Regions from separate parts of the Mus musculus genome. Here region 2 is linked to region 1. A link is a loop called in an ENCODE intact Hi-C map of the cell type or tissue named here. Cell type or tissue: gastrocnemius. All regions are shown on one strand.

What was found. A loop is a pair of places that touch in the nucleus more often than their neighbours do. Peaks named below come from ENCODE experiments on the same cell type or tissue, not always from the same donor. Only the 100,000 strongest peaks of a DNase experiment are listed, where the experiment ranks them.
Region 2: it touches region 1 in a loop (4-fold over the local background); 11 of 42 quality-filtered maps call a loop at or near these places.

What each region holds. Positions count from the first base shown.
Region 1 is chr16:23,980,394-23,988,393 of GRCm38, forward strand. The region is part of intron 1 of Bcl6 (B cell leukemia/lymphoma 6); the gene reads right to left. It overlaps Gm31527 (a long non-coding RNA gene), which reads left to right and starts at 7,874. Exons shown (of 2, transcript XR_384770.3): 1 at 7,874-8,000. In gastrocnemius, CTCF peaks have their summits at 2,067, 3,102 (motif pointing right), 3,974 (motif pointing right), 5,132 and 1 weaker place; DNase peaks (open chromatin) are centred at 65, 747, 1,089, 1,787 and 10 more places; H3K4me3 peaks cover 8,000 bases; H3K27ac peaks cover 8,000 bases.
Region 2 is chr16:24,897,733-24,905,732 of GRCm38, forward strand. The region is part of intron 10 of Lpp (LIM domain containing preferred translocation partner in lipoma); the gene reads left to right. Among named protein-coding and RNA genes, the nearest start is that of Gm22672, 18 kb to the left of the region's middle. In gastrocnemius, no CTCF peak of the experiment used is centred here; no DNase peak of the experiment used is centred here; H3K27ac peaks cover 5,412 bases.

The DNA of each region.
Region 1 (8,000 bases):
TCTCCATCAACAAAGCCCAAGCACACAGGAGGGCAGACTGCTCTTTGGAATCACCCCCTCTCAAAAGATTCACTTCTCTGTCAGCCAAATGGTCTCAGCAGGTTCCACAACTCCCTAGGGTGGGGGCTAACTCTGGAGCTGAATGCTACTTCCTTCCAGACACTGCAGATAGGAAAGCCCTACCCCATTCAGCTGGCTTGGACAAATCACTCTTCCCTCTCCCGCTCATCATTGGACCACATCTTTATAACGGCCAGGATTCACTATAAAGGAAACTGAGGCTCCCAAAACAAGCTCTTGCCCAAGATCTCAAAACAATTCTCCAATAAAGTCCTATGCAAACAACCCCAAGGAGAGTCAGACCGGCAAGGACAGCTGAACCAGAATGGGTTTCCCTCTAATGCCGGGTCCAGCCTCAGTAATCCCCAACTGAGACGTAAACTAACCCATCCATGCATCCTTTCCCTCCCTGGGGCACTTTCCTAGTGTGCTTTGAATAAGGCAGCTTCAAGTAAGGAGTTTCCAGTGGGAAGGAAGAGAGACAGAAAGAGAGAGGGAGAGAGAATCTGAGAGTCGAGGGGAAAAGAGCACTAGAGCCAATGCTCCTTTCTTTCCCTTTGGGGAGGGGAGTGGAGTGGCAGCCGCGCTAGCCTGTTCACACACACCCGCACAAACCCCAGCCCTGATGCCAGGCAAGCTTGCGCAGACTCGCTCGCCGCACCTAGCTGTACCTGTCTTCCTGGGACCGCCCACCCCCTGGCGATCGGCTGGCACTGCTGCCCATCCACTTCGAAGCCAGGGAAGTTTCGGCCGGGGCCGAGTGGTAGGACTGTAACAACTAATTTGGTTACATTCAAATAAATGTTTTCCTGCACCTCCGTAGCTAGCATTGTGTGTGTCTTTTTTTTTTTCTTTTCCTGTTATTCTGTCAAAGTAGGGGGCCACCAGGGGAATGGTACAGCCCTCTCATTCCCGGAACGTAGTCGATCTCGGCTCTAAGGATTTCACAGAACACTCCTGCCCAGCGCGGTCTCCAACGAGAAGTAACTTTCCAGGAAGCCGCGGCCTGACAGCCCAGCCCCGGATCGCTGGCTGCACAAAGCTGACCGGGGACAGAGCACCCTTTTCCCCTAAATCCGCTGTCTACAGGGGTTCCGGGTTCCAGACCTGAGTCTACTCTGTCCCTATCCCTGCCCCCAGCAAGCTAAAAGCCGCAGAGAGCAGAGTCCAAGAGTCTGGAGACAGTCAGAGGCTCGCTTCAGGATTTCTATTTTGCCCTATTCTGGCAACTGAGTGTGCTAGGGTTCGTTTGCTTTTGTTTTGTTATTGTTTGTCTTAGGGTCTTGATGTTATTTCTTGGGTTTTCTTTCTGTCTTCCCGCTTGCTACCTCCTTCCCTGCTTTAGAAGGGAATGGGTAGATAAGAAATTAAGGCCAAAAAGATTGTGTCCTGGGACTAAGAGTCTCCATCCTTGGAGAAACCTGGCCGAATTGGGGCGCGAGGGGTGGGGAGTGGGGGAGGACTAAACCTGGAAAAAAAAGTAAACTGAAAACCCCTTCAGTCTACGTCGGCAAGAAAGGGGAGATTTCCGCCCAACCTTCTTTAGAGTTGGAGCTACCAGACTGAAGCCAGACGTGCTCCGGAATTCAGTGTCTTATTTTCCTGAAACCGTGGAGACTGGGTAACAGGGCCCACCCCAGAGAAACCTCTGACACACAGCAGGGTTGCCTCGCCTTCCCAGAAATGAACTCCGTGTGGCCACCCCCTAAGTGCTCTCGGTAGCCTTGTGCCTTTGGGGAGGTCTGCACAACCTCCATCCAGTCCTAAAAGTAACGGGTAGCATCGTTACACTGCACATCCCTTCAGTGATGGAGGCGGGATCAGATTCGCAACCCAGAGACGGGGTCTGTCTGGTTCCCTGTTTTGTGGTTTCCTTTTCCTTCGGTATGAATTAACGGTGACAAAGGTAATTTTATATGGGACAGGAATGAATATCCTAGGAGTTACCATTCTCACTTACTGGACTTCTGTCTAACGCTAGAGGGAGCTCTCCATCAAGGCTTGAAACCATAGCCGGCTGCTCGCCCCGCCCCTCCTTCCCATTGACCTAGTTTGGCCAGGGTCTGGATTTGGAGAACGCTTTTCCACTTCTCTCTACCCAGGATGGTTGTTGGGTTATTGGTAGTCTAATAACTTCAATAGCTCTCCGAAAAATCTAAAGAGGGTTCATAAAATGTAAATCACTGTCCAAGGAGTTTGAAGGCGGGAGGAGGGTAGGGATGACGCGTTGAAACATGCCCCTGAGCTCCAGCAGGAGCGCTCTTTCCCAACAGGGTGCTCAGGTCTAGCCAGCCTCTTCTGGCGAAAATGGGTAGAGTCAAAGTGTTGCTTCTGTTCTGGAGGTAGGGAAGGACAATATTGTTGCTCTTGCCTCTGGGCGGGAATGACACAGAGATAAAAAGAGAAGTTGATAGTGCGATGGATCCGCAGCTGCGTGAGCTAACCAGAGGACTTTGTGTCCTGACTTTCATTTCTGTTACGTGTCCTGCCTCAGAGCTCTTGCTAGCCTACAAGCTTCGAGGAAATGCAATAAAATAAAGGGATGTGTTTTATCATCAAGAGCTGAAGAGCTGAAGGGACGCTCCCCACGAGCCTGGTCGAGACAGCCTCCAGAAGGTCTGCTGACAATGCCAGCAAACCATGTCCTTCAGAAGAGATCTCTTCCCTCATCCTGACCGGACTGAGATCGGCGTTGGGGTGGGCGGGGTACTGTGGGGCAGGAAAGAGAGGCATCATCTCCCCAAGCAAACAATGCTTTTTTAAATTCGATCTAGACAGAAGTCAGCTAAGGTCTTTATTCACGTTAATGAAGATGGAAGGCACTAACTGTCCTTGGAAAGCGATGAGTCAAACTTGACCGCGCTTCAGACACGTCCCCAGATTCGTTTCCAACCCGAACAGAGGCGCATTTCTCCGCGGCGGCCTGGGACAACTCCCGCAGTGATAGAAGATGAACTGGATTCCTCCCGGCCCCGGCGGGGGGTTGGGGGGAGGGGGCGGGGGAGACAGCTGTGTCTCTGCGATGAGGACGCCACTAGAGGCCGCCAGTGCGTCGGTGCAACCGGGCCATCTCGGTTAAGAGCTTTGAGGGGAAAAACAAAAAACAAAAACAAACAAACAAACAAACAAAAAAAACCCCAAAACCTACGGAGGAGATGGGCTACAAATTCTCAAAGAATAAAGCTCTGCTTATTCACAACCCCTACAGACACGCGCGCGCGCGCGCACACACACACACACACAGCTAATTTCTCCCCAGGCCACTAAGTAAAGAATAAACTGGGTGAAAAGAGAGTGAGTCCGGAGTTCAAACTTACAGAAAGCCAGTGCACAACCCCAAGGAGACCAAGTAGTTTCTGGCCACTCAACTCCCAGAACAAGCACCACAGCTTAGAGATGCCCCACCTGCTCACACCTCTGTCACCTTTCCATGTCCATTGTCAAAACCTTTAAGCTAAGACTGGGAGGGGGCAGTTTCCAATGTGCACTGGATACTCCAGTGACCCAAGATTAAACTGCTCTCCCCTTCTCTTAGATAGACTGGAATGAACTCCCTTGGTGAATTCTTTGGAGTTCAGAAACTTACTGTCAGGCCCTATGCCACAATTGCAATGAAGTTTAAATCTTAAAGCTCCTGAGAGTTTGGGTGCAATCTTTCCGCTACTAAAGTTCTCTGTGGAGAGGCCACAAATATCCTTAAAGAAAGTACTGTTTCTCAGTTGACATAGATACTGATGGCTGAGCCACGGTGTATGTCGACGTCGTGGGAATATGATTTTCATCTGTCTCGTCAAAACATTGGAAGTCGGATGCTGTCTTCATTGGACAATGCCCTTCTCCTCCTCAGTCCTAGCGTCTGACCAGGATCCAGACAACACCGCTTCGGGCGCAAACCTTGAGCGTGACCTACCACTAGGTGGCGGACTCAGTCCATTCAAGAATCACCCTGTTAGCATCGCCTTCTACACTCGGCACCCCTGACCACCGTGGTTTTGTCTCTCTTGGGGGTGGGGGGAAGTTGCTTCCAAAACTGAAGTCGGAACACATTTAGTTGAGTAGATGTAATTCCGTTCTTCCGATGCTCATGACTCTAGCTAACACCGTACGGCGTCAGGAGCCGTATATTATTTGGTTATTTGTTCCTTTCTTCCTCTCCTCAAAGCTGGCTACACATTCTTTCAAAAAGAACCACACCTGAAAGTATTAAGAGAGACTCGTGCCAAAGAGAGAGACAGTGAGAGGGGGAGGGCGGGAGAGAGAAGGAGGGGAGCAAAAATCGGGAATAACCCCATGGTTCATACCCACAGAGGAAGTGGGGACCAGAGGTCAGCCCTTTCACTCACTGAGCAAAGCGGGTGCGGAACAGAACAGAATATGGCCTTTGGAGGTGCTACTGGTCCGTATCGGGAAGCAGGAAGGGTTGGGAGGAGCAAAAAGAAGCTAACCAGCAGAGCTAGTATGCAGAGTCGCCTGTCGCTGCTGCGGTCCCACTTGTTGCGCAGTGTAGGAAACCGGCACGCGCCTCGCTACTTTGTCTCTCACAACCCAGCCTATGCTGTTCCCTGCGGTCCACAAACCTCTCCCCCATCACTTCGACACAAGCCACCACGGCCCCCGGGGAAACTACAACACTTTCAGTTCTACGGTTTTACACACACACACACACACACACACACTCCTCTTTAGCTCAGAGTCAGACCGTCAATCTACTGCGGTACCTGAAGTCAAGTCTGAGAGGAAAATAGCTACATCAATCCAGAGAAGTCGCAGATAAGCCCCACCTCTATCCCACCTCATCTCCACTCCTGAAAGGGTGTCCCTTGAATTATGGGAAGGACATCGCCTGGTAGGACACCATTCTAGTTTGGAAAACAACGTGTCTCTATCTTATTTGAAAGATTAACTGCAAAGTATTGATTTTAAAAGTTTCCTCTCTCTCTCTCTCTCTCTCTCTCTCTCTCTCTCTCTCTCTCTCAGGGTTAGGGGTAAGCACATTAGGCTTATTTCACAATTATTTTTCAAATATTTGACTTTTACCAATAGTTTTACTCACCAAGGGGTGGCGCTGCCGCACTACCTCCCCTGAAACTTAAGTTTTTGGGTTTTTGTTTTTTGGTTTTTGGTTGTTTTTTTTTTTTTTTTCACAACCGAGGGGGATATCCCCAGCAGGGGACAGAGGGAAGGAAAGATTTTGACATCTAGTCATGGCTCAACCCATAACTGGAACTCCTCGGGGCTCAGCAAACGACAACTTAGAAATTTAGGATGCCATTCCTGACCACCAAGGCCAGAATAAATTAGTCTTTTCAAGAAAACACTCTGGTAAACCCTTCAAACCTGAGGTGAGGAAGAGAGTATTTAGTGAATACCCGTTTCCTGGTTGTCTCTGCTCAAGTCACTTGGTTGTCTTGAACAGCATCTAACCTTACTGTCACTACCAACAGATCTTTAAAATCATCCAATGCCTGGAAGTATTAGAAAAGAAAATCTTCCAAATAGGATGCTGGAAACTTCTATTTATAAACTAGGGGGTGGGGGAGTGGGGGTGGGGTGGGGAGGTGTCCATCTACAGCTTTCTATTTTGGCTTCAGGACTCAACTGCAGTCATTTTAGCAAGAGAAATGTCCATCTCCTGGTGTTTTCTCTCCATTTCCTCTCCCCCCACCCCCCCGGGACAAATATCTTTCCTTCTTTTATTAAAATCGGTATATAAAGAAGAATACAATTTCACCTAACTCCTTTGAGCTCAAGTTTGCTACCTCCAGGAATAGCATGTGGACTAGGGCCAGATGAACTTCAACTTGGTCTGCAGGCTTATGAGGTCCTGCTCAAGTGCCTGCCAAAGGCACTTGGTAGTAAATTGTGAGCAAAATAGATACCTGTCTCTGGATGGATCACGCTGCCCCCTCCCCTATTTTAAAGTTGTTTATTACACACACACACACACACACACACTCACACACACACATACTCACACCACACACCTCGCAAAGAAAAAGGGAAACCAGCGAACTGCAGAGGAAGCCAGAGGCATAGCTCAGAGCCACAAACTGTATTTCTAAACAGTCTCCTCTCTCTCTCTCTCTCCTTCTCTCTCTCTCCTCTCTCTCTCCTTCTCTCTCTCTCCCCCCTTCCATTCCTTGCTCTTTTCTTTTTTTTGTGGATAGTAATATACACTGGCATTGCAATATTTTCCTATGAGAACTATACAATGTTTGAAGGGGAAAAAGAGATAAAATTACTTCTTAGGGAGTGGGGTGCGATGCTTGTCAAGGACCCTGTAACTGCTTCTGAGTTCCAGCGCCGGGCTTGAGGTCATTTCTCACTACCCCTAGCACAAAAACTAAATTTCTATGGGAGGGAGCGCAACACAGAGATTATTTATTTTACTGTTAAAATAATATTGTTTGGTGCTGTTGTTTTTCATAGGGGACCTTTAAAACTCATTTTTGCAACACTAGCTCCATCTCTCGCCAGGGTTCCAATAACGCGGTATTATACAGGCAACGCAACCCGCAGTTCTCAAGACATTTAACGTTCACTGTTTCCGGCAGGGGTGGCCTCCAGCTCCCACTGCCCCCCAGGCAGCCCATTTCCTAGGTTCCAACTCTCAACCCACTCCCTCCCCGGGCCGCCGCCGCCGCTTTTCCCCATTCCTACTCCCTCCCTTGAGGAGAGCCACAGGTTGCAAATCCAACCAACCTCGCAATCTGTTTTTGCAAAATCACTCACAAAGATCTCCCTATCGCACCCGCTCCTCCCGTCCGGGGTCCCCCAGCAGGAATCACAAAGTACCCCTTCTTCCCTCCCTGATCTTGCAAATCAGGAACGCAGGCTGGGGCTCTGTTTTTCTTCCTTCTCCCAAAATAAGGACCTTGGGAATCTGAAGAGTGGCTATCGCTATACCCAGGGCCACTTTTTTTTTTTTTTTTTTTTTTAAACACAGCTTGCACCAAGGGGGAAAAATGAAATTAAATTTAGGAAAGGGAGGGAACTACCGCTGAGAGCCAACGCAGTCACGCAGCACCCAAAATACAAACACCGCGGCCGCCAGAAATCCCGCCACCTCTCCGGAGCTCCGGGCTGGCTGGCCAAGACCCCCCCGGGTCCCGCACGCTGAAAGCGCCGCAGGTGCAAAAAAAACAAAAAACAAAAAACAAAAAAACCGCGCACCCCTCTCCCACCCTCCCCCAAAATCCCTGTCCCGCCTTCAAGCCTCCTTCCTCGGGCTGGGCAGACCGAGCGCACCCGGGTTCCCGACTGCCTCGACTCCAACCAAGAAAGAGTAATTTTCAAAGTATTCAACGTCCCCGCCCCCCGTGCAAGCGAAGCCTTCCCAAAACACTGTCTCTCCTTGGGAAGATCACGGCTCTCAAAGGAAACTGCAGACACGATACTTCATCTGGCTTTATGACCAAAAAGAAAAGGGAAAATAAAACAACCAGCCGAGGAGTTGGCTTGCATTCCCCCCGCTGACTCCCGGCTCGGGTGCAAGGCAGGGACTGTGCGGGGCCGGGGCCGGGGCCGGGGCCGGTGGACGGCCGCCAACGCGGGCACCGGGAGAACTGAGCGGGGAGGGAGGCAGCGGCGGGGAAGGCAGTTTGCAAGCGAGCAGAGAAAGCAAGCCAAGCCGCGCGAAGCCGGCGGGGCCGCCGCGGTCCGCCCTCCCAGGCCGCGCAACCCAGCGCCCGCCGCCCCGCGCCCCTGCGTCTCCAAACACCGAAACAACACCGGGCAGGGCGGCACAGCCTCCCCGAGGCGGCCGAGGCGCTCCAAGACAGCAAAAAAAAAAAAAAAAAAAAAAAAAAAAGAAGAAGAAGAAGAAGAAGAAGAAGAAGAAGAAGAATACGTATGCGAAAAGCTAGATCCTACAGTGGGAGAGACGTGGGGCTGATCTTCGGCATTTATTTTAACACCTGACAGCTAGAATCAATAAATAG
Region 2 (8,000 bases), 920 kb after region 1:
TAGGGAAACCCTGTCCAAAAGGAAAAAGCAAACAAATTCTGAAAGGGAACTGTAGCTGAATCCAGCAGTTGACTAGCCAAGATAACAGCCGAGAAATGAAAAGTTAAGTAAACAAACACCCTGCTTGTGCAGACTGCTTCAACTACGGAAGGAAGATGATAATGCCTGCCAGACAGAGGACGTGGATGGAGGTCTAAGTCACAGAAGCCACTGTAAGGAGAGTACAGAAAATACCTTGATGCTCATAGGAGATGCTGCCTAAAGAAGGGGTGGGATGCAGGCCATTCATGACAAGTTGTTGGTAACTGAAAAAAAATTCTAGGATATTCTATAACAGTGAATTCAAGGCCAGCTGAGGTTAGAAAAGACCCTGTCTCATGGGGAAGGGTCGGAGGTGGGTGGGAATTAATGAATGCGGTACAAATAAATCTAGACAAATGTTACAAACTGTGGGGGTGAAAAAAGTGTGGGCATAACTATAGACCATTTCCTTTCTCTCCACTGAACCTAGGCTCCTTTGCTCTGAGTAAAATGCTTTAATCCTAGTACACTTTTTCTCAATGTAGCCTTGCTAACATGCACAAAACCTTAATTTCAAAACCCATGCTTCATAAACCAGGTATGCTAGCACATACCTGTAACTACAGCCAGGGAGGTGAAGACAGGGTGATTAGGAGTTCAATGCCAGCCAGGGGTGCAGTAGACCTTCCCTCAAAAAAAAAAAAAAATCACATGTTTCATAGGAAAGATGCTTTTTCTGTAAATCTAAAATATGCAAGGGGGGGGGGGGACCCTCAACCTCACCAATGTAGATGAAAGTCAGAAGTGCTACCTGAGAAAAGGCGAGGAAATGTCACTAACAGGGTTTCTCCTATCTTCAAAGAACAAATGATGCCTGCAGTGTCTCCACCCTCAGCCTTCTGAGACCCTAACTTAGCCTGCCTCAGGGAGGGAGTGCTAATCTAACTGCACATGTGGAGAAAGCCTAAAAGAAATGTTGAGTTCAGTGCTGCGTGATAAATTGGAGTGGTAAAGTGAATGCCACATAGTAAAATATTCTCAATTATTTGATGAGTGCAATATTTGAACAATATTAGCAGCCTTTAAAATACTTGGTTTAAACTCATATAGCACATTGGGGCAGGGAGAGAATATGAGTGTAATTCTCTCCATGGATACGTTTCACTGAAATGATACTTCATAAATTTGTTACAAATTTTTTAGGATTTAATTATTCTAAAGAGTGTGTGCGTGCTTGCATGCATGCATACATGTGTGTGTGTGTGTGTGCATGTGTGTGTACGTGTGCATGTGCGTGATGGGTGTACCATGCTGGTAGATGTCAGAAAAGGGCATCAAATCCCCTAGAACTGGACTTACAGGTGTTTGTGAGCCTATGTTTTAGGAACCAAACCCAAGTTCTCTGCAAGAGCAGCAAATACTCCTAACAGCTGAGCCACGTCTCCAGCCTATCATGCCTTTTTTTAAAAACAAGCAACCACCCCAGCACAAAGCCAGCTCTAAATAAAATGAGGAAACTAGTTTAGTTGAATAAGGCCAGCCTTCCTACCCTTGAATCTAGGAATGTGCACGATCATCTCTTATATTTGTATTTTTCTAAACATGCTTTTTAACTTTTGAAGTAGGACTATGAAAACAAAAAGAAAAGAAAAGGCTAAATGCATATATGTTTGCACAATTATGTAGGTTTTATTTTTTTGACACAGACATAACAAATAATATAAAGGTCCACATACTTGTTACCCGGTTTAACAAAAAACTATTAGAAATGCACTGGATTCTTTGTTCTCATCACAGTCCCCAAACTTCCTTCTGTCATACCCATGGGGTTCTAATGCACATCTTTGCAGTGTGCACTGTTGTTTACATGCAGGGTTTCATAGCTGTAAATATAGAACATATAAACATTTATAGACAATGGTAGACTATAAAACATGATTAAATCTAAAGTGGTAGGACAAAGCCTAAAAAGCTGACAAGATAAAAGTTACAAGGTTAGATTTAAAGAATACATGAGAGATAGCCCTTCCATAAAAGCCGTAAGAAAAACTGAGCAACTAGGCAACACTGGAAATTGTGTCTGTGTAACGGAATTTAGGGTGCTTTGGAGCCCGCCTGACACTTGTATGCCACTCTTAGAGCCACTCATTCATAATCAGCAGTATGTCCAATCTATGGCTACCTTTTCTAATGATATAGCTCTGTCCTCCTGTGGACACTGGGCAGTACTTTACTGACAGAGAAGCTGAAGCACATACCTCCTAGTTGACTGACCAGAGCAACAGGAAGTCCTTATTGATAACATTTATAACATTTCCCCCTAACTCTTATCCCAAAGTATACCAATTTCTATTGTATTTGAATAAGAACATTTAAGGCCCAGAAGGAACTAAAATTAAAGAAGTACTTTAATTCAGTGCTGTTGTTTTATGGCTGGAAAAGCTAACAGCCAGAGAAAGTTTGTTGATTTGCCTGAATTCACATGTTTGGCAATGGTAGAAGCATGAATAGAAACCAAGAGCCTTGGTGGTACCTTCAGAGACCCTCCCTCTTTAGGAGAGTTTTGAAATAACTAAGCCTATGTGTCTACAGAGACAGAGTGATCCCTGGGGAAAGCTGGACTCTGCCCACTTCAGTAGGACCGTGAACCAGGACAGCATTTGCTTCAGCTCTGACCAGAATGAAGGGTCTCGTATTTCCAGGTTCAGTGCCTCTGAAATGTTATGCTAGAACCTTCTTCCTGCCCCAGTTTGTTTATTTTTAAATGAAGCATGAACTCACCAGCCAGTGTTTGACAGAGTTTGGATGAATGTCAGCATCAGGCCACTGCAATAATGGTTTAAGATTTATATTTAAATATAATCCCATTACTTATACACTTCATTAGGCTGAGTGAATTGCTGGCTGTGGTTCAGCAAAGTTCCTACTTTAAAGATAAAGGATGGAAAGAGAATAGGAAAGGAGCCTCTTTATTCCTTGTTTTCTTTCTTATTCATCTTGCAGCTCTTAATGGACAGAAGGACAATAGTTAGCCATCTACAGCGTAACGTCTGCACTGCCGAAGCCCTCTGAACTGCTCTGCACCACCAGAACAAATTGTCCATAGCTTTAAATTTCCTATAAGTAGAAAAAGAAAGGAGTGGACTTGGAGGGGGGAGGGGGGACTAAGCTATAAAATTCTACCTTGAAACTCTGTCTGAAATGAGCTCCTGGGTCCTCAGTAATATAACCTTTCACTTGGGGTTGGAAAATACAAAAGGAAATGAGTGTAAAGATGGAGAAAATCAAATTACAACCAGCCACCATTCAGCATCTACTCTGTTTCTTTAGCTTCCGTTTCTGAACATATAGAATGACAGTTTCTCCTTACCTCTCGTGATCACACAGTGAAAAAACATTCCGAGAGGGGGGCTGAGCTAGAGTCAGTAAGGTGTGCGTTTGATTGTTTGTATGTGTATGTGTGTGCTTGAATTTTCTTTTTAACTGGGTAATTGCACTAGGCCAGAGTCCAAGGCCCATGAGCAAAGCCTTCAAAAGAGGTCTTCCTTGACTTGTGTCTCTAGCTCACATTGCCTTCCAGCCTCTGGCACACTCCTGGACCCCGATGGTCTCAGAGCTCAGGGAATATGAGGCCTTGAGGTCCTCAAAGCTTGATTTTTACAGCATGAGTCAAAGGTCATCTGCTTTCAATCACTGGCTGTGTTCATTAAACAAATACGTTCTAGACCCTCCCAAGTCCCTGTACAGGAGGACAAGAGCATAGCACATTCTGTAAGCCGAGGGTCAAGGAAGGCCTGTAGTTTGTATGTATACAAAGATCTGAGATCCATGCCCTAGTCTTTGACCTCACATGAAAAATGACTCCAGGTTTCTTCTCCTTCCCTCTCTTCCACGAGACTTGTTTCCAGTAGCCTCCTGTGAACATTGACCTCAGAAGCTTCTCTCTCTGCCCTGGTCTAGGCTGCTGGCTCCCTTGTGTCTCTTCCCATCTCTCTCCCTCAAACATCTGAATTAAGCAGCCTTCAGAAACTTTCTTGGACAAGACTTTTAGCATTTTGTTGTTTTTCCTGAGGTTTTGCTTTTATTTTTTTTGAGAGAAAAAAAAATGCTAACATGAAGTTAGCTGGGTAGTTAGCTAGGAAGGGGCTGGGAGGAATTATGAGAGGGGATCAGAATAGCTGAAAACAGATTTTAAAAATTAGGTAAAATTAAAAAATAACTATGGGAAGTTTTTCAACTATATGTGGGTTTTCTTGAACGTTCAATGTCCTTTTTACCAACAACTGCATAGGGCTGAACCTTACTATAAGTGATATAAAATTTGTGGCTTCTTGGCATATTCCTTAATGATGTAAATCCTAATAGAATATATAAAGGCAGAGAGGTCACATGTGACTCACCCCTGTTGGGTTTTATGGTTTTTTTTTTCAATGTTTATCACAGCAGGTGATCCTATCATTGCTTTGAGAGATGAAGGTTGGAAGGGGACAAGCTTCATGCCAATGTCTCCTCACAGGGTTTGGCTTATATCCTGTTTGTTTGCCCTCTGTGCACTTGAACTTGAGACTCTCTGAAATGGAAGGGAACAGGAAAACTTGGCAACAGGAGCCTATGTGCAGTCATTGCTGGATATAAACATGAACAATTGAGAGAGAAGGCGTGAGAGTGAAGCAGGCTGTCTAGTTTCCAGCCCAAAAACTATCACATGAGCTGTGGTGTTCAAGGTCAAGTGCACAGATTTTCCCCACACAGCAAAATTACCAGGAGTTTGATCAGAAGTTCTCTTATGTGCTGAATGTGACAGGCCACTTCCCTCCCATAACCCGGTTCACAAAACCAATAAAAAAAGTTCATAGCTAGTTAACTTCCAGGACCCCTTTAGCACACTTCCCTGCAGAGGAAGGCGTGTCAGCCCCAAATGATGCCATCATTCCTGTAGAGCAGGTTCCTTTTTCCTTATCTTACAGAGATGTAATATATGGGGATGTAATATATGGGGATGTAATATATGGGGAGTAACAGTGCCTAACACGGGAAAATCTGCCTGAAACGTCTCCATTGCATGACTGAACCAACTACTCTAAAGCAATCTGGATGTATTGAATGCATATATTTTGTGATATTTTGCATTGGACCAAGTATTTTTATATAAATAGTAAACACCTTCCTTAACAGTTATTACATGTTCTGAGTCCCTTAATGCTCTCAGGGGTGGCTGAAGTAATTCAGAAGAATACAGTTGATGGTATGGGTCAGTTGAAATGAAATTGAATCTTCTAAGATATATTCCTCTTGAAAGTAAATATTTATATTCTTCCAATTTAGCCAAATGACCTAAAAAGTTTTCTGTTGTAAAGCATAACATATGCAAGTAGTTCTCCAGCAAATAGAGAATAGTTGAGTATATTTAGGCTCAAAGGGAAGAAGGAAGGAAATTCCGGTATCTTGGGAGGGAAGTAAGTATTTTCATGGTCAAAGCTGCCTGCAGGATGGGTCAGATGGCTGCTGTTATTCCCTCTGTTTTTACCTTCTTTTTATTAATAAGAACAGAATTAAGACATGAAGTAAAACCATTTTGGAAAGCAATTAGACCAGATATCCCAGAATCTATATCTTAGCCCCACCCTTGTCTTTAAATAACCATCCCCTGCCATCAGATGTGACCTTTTCTTCTCTTTGTCAGCAAGGCTCTCATGTCAGCCTCGAAGTCTATTTCTGTTACCTACCTCTGCTTCAAGGGCCTTCCTGATTGGCCTGTAGTTGAGGGTGTGCAATCTTTCTGTGCCTCCAGAGTGGCTGCCTTTGCTTCTGGGTACACCATTTACCTCTTAATCCTTTTCTGTCTACTTCCCACATTGGTAGATGCTCTCTTTCCCTCACACATAGACAAGAGTGACATGGGAGCCAGCTTGTTTTTCCTTATGTGTCTCTTTTCTGTGAAACCCCAAACCTAATTTCTTGTATTCAGAATAGTACCGGAAGCTGTACCTCTCATCCTAGGGGTAGTCAGTTTGTTCTTAACAGCTACTACAAAACAAGTACAAGCATCAGAGCGACAGCAAAGCTAACCATAACAAAACAGTATACCCAGCGGCTATGGAGCCTTTAGAGAAGGGAGGCTCTGACTCAGCAGCAGTCACTTACCTGCAATGGGCCTTTAAGCGTTAAGCCCACAGATTGGTCCGCCCAGTTCTCTCCTCTTCCTGGGGTGCTGCCATGTGAGCACTCACTATCATACATGCCTGCCACCAGTTAGAACCGACTTGCACCAGACGTTCCTTGCTATAACAGACTAAAATCAGAGTCAGACCAAACCTCCGTTTCCTTGGTTGCCCCATGAGGTGTGTTGGTCACAGGCACAAGGAGCATTACTAACCCACAGAATCAGAAACAAACAGCATTTAGCTGAACCTTTTGACCATAGGTTGATCAATGTATTATCAGTCCTGTTCTGGGGTGGAAACCACAACTCTACCCTCCTAGTAATAGGAGCCGCCTAATCACTTAACAAGTATTCAGCCAGCATCCTCTTAACTTGACTTTCTTCAGCTCACCACGGGAATGGCACTGGGGTGAAGGTATTGTATGGCTGCTACATTTTCTCATCAGTATATATTTTCCTTGCTAGTTCTTATCATATTGTGAAGAAAACAAGAAAAACATTGTTAGGGAATTAGTGCAGAGTGCTATGAAATTGTTCAGAAATTGGCGCAGTTGACAGGAAGTGGCCCCGATTCTGGCTGGACAGTGCCATTTCAGCAAAGGAGCTGGCATAACACCGTGTTCACCCATAAAGTCCTTCTTGTCAAAGTGTCTTATGGAATTAACTCCTCATGCATGGATCAATAAACCTCACCAATTTGCCAATGTAATTAAGAGGTAGCAGATTAAGCATTACTAATTAAGCTCAAAGTATAATAGAATGAAGAAGGTTATTTTTGTGAATTGTGCTGCTGGAGTTTCATCAAGGATGTTGCAATTCTTATAGAGGATACTCCAGGGCAGGTTGGGAAGACAGTCTCCTCTACTTTGAGGGGAAGGAGCATTTAACCTTATGTATTTTAAGTCATTGCAAGTTTTTATAACTAAAGAGTGAACGGGGCATCAGCTGTGAGGGGCGTAGAGTGAGCCCAAGCCAGCTCCTGCATTGGAATGTAGAGCATAGCAGAGTTAGCTGTGTTCTAGCAGAGCACTTGGGATACTGAGAAGGGTCAGACAAACAACAAAGTAAGGCAGCGCTCTCTGACTTAAGCTCCAGAGATCCAGGCCCTGCAAAGAGATCAGAGAAAAGTACAAGCCCTGCCCTGGGGCCACGGGAAAGCTGACCAGCGTCAGAGAACCCCAGGATGGGCTGCATTGGACCATTTGGCCTGGGCCTAGAAAACCAGCTTATTATTCAATATTTTCAGGAAATAATAACTTGGTTCCCAATTGCTGCTGGATGGTATTAAGTAGAGAGGAGAAAAAGTTTCTTCCCACCCTCTGAAGGAGTAACACTTGCATCCATGAAGTATACTCAGAGTTGACAGATAACCAGGAGAAAGTTGAAGTTTATTAAGTACATGGGAATAGCCCAAGACAGGAAAGTGACTACCCAAGGAAACTCCTTTACCCGTCTCTTAGAGGATGAACAAGCTACTAAAGAGTAATTACTAAAGAGTAATGAACTCTTAGAAAAATAGAGCCTAGCCTATGGTCAGCTGTGGGGCTCTGTTCAATTCCAGTCTCTATTCCTTTGATAATGTTTGTATTCCCTGGTTAGTGAGATTCCCAGGGAAGCAACCCATGACAGTTGTCTTCCTTTTGGACTTAGTCAAATAAACTAACCAGAAGAAGATGGACCTGCACTTTAGAGAGAAAGAAGGAGGTGGACACTGTGGCCTTTAAGTGTCCAGTCTCTTTCTTCTACTCAAAGTCTACAGCATATCAAAGGATCATAATTTGGGACATTATTTCCTAAGGCCCATCCCTGGCAGCTT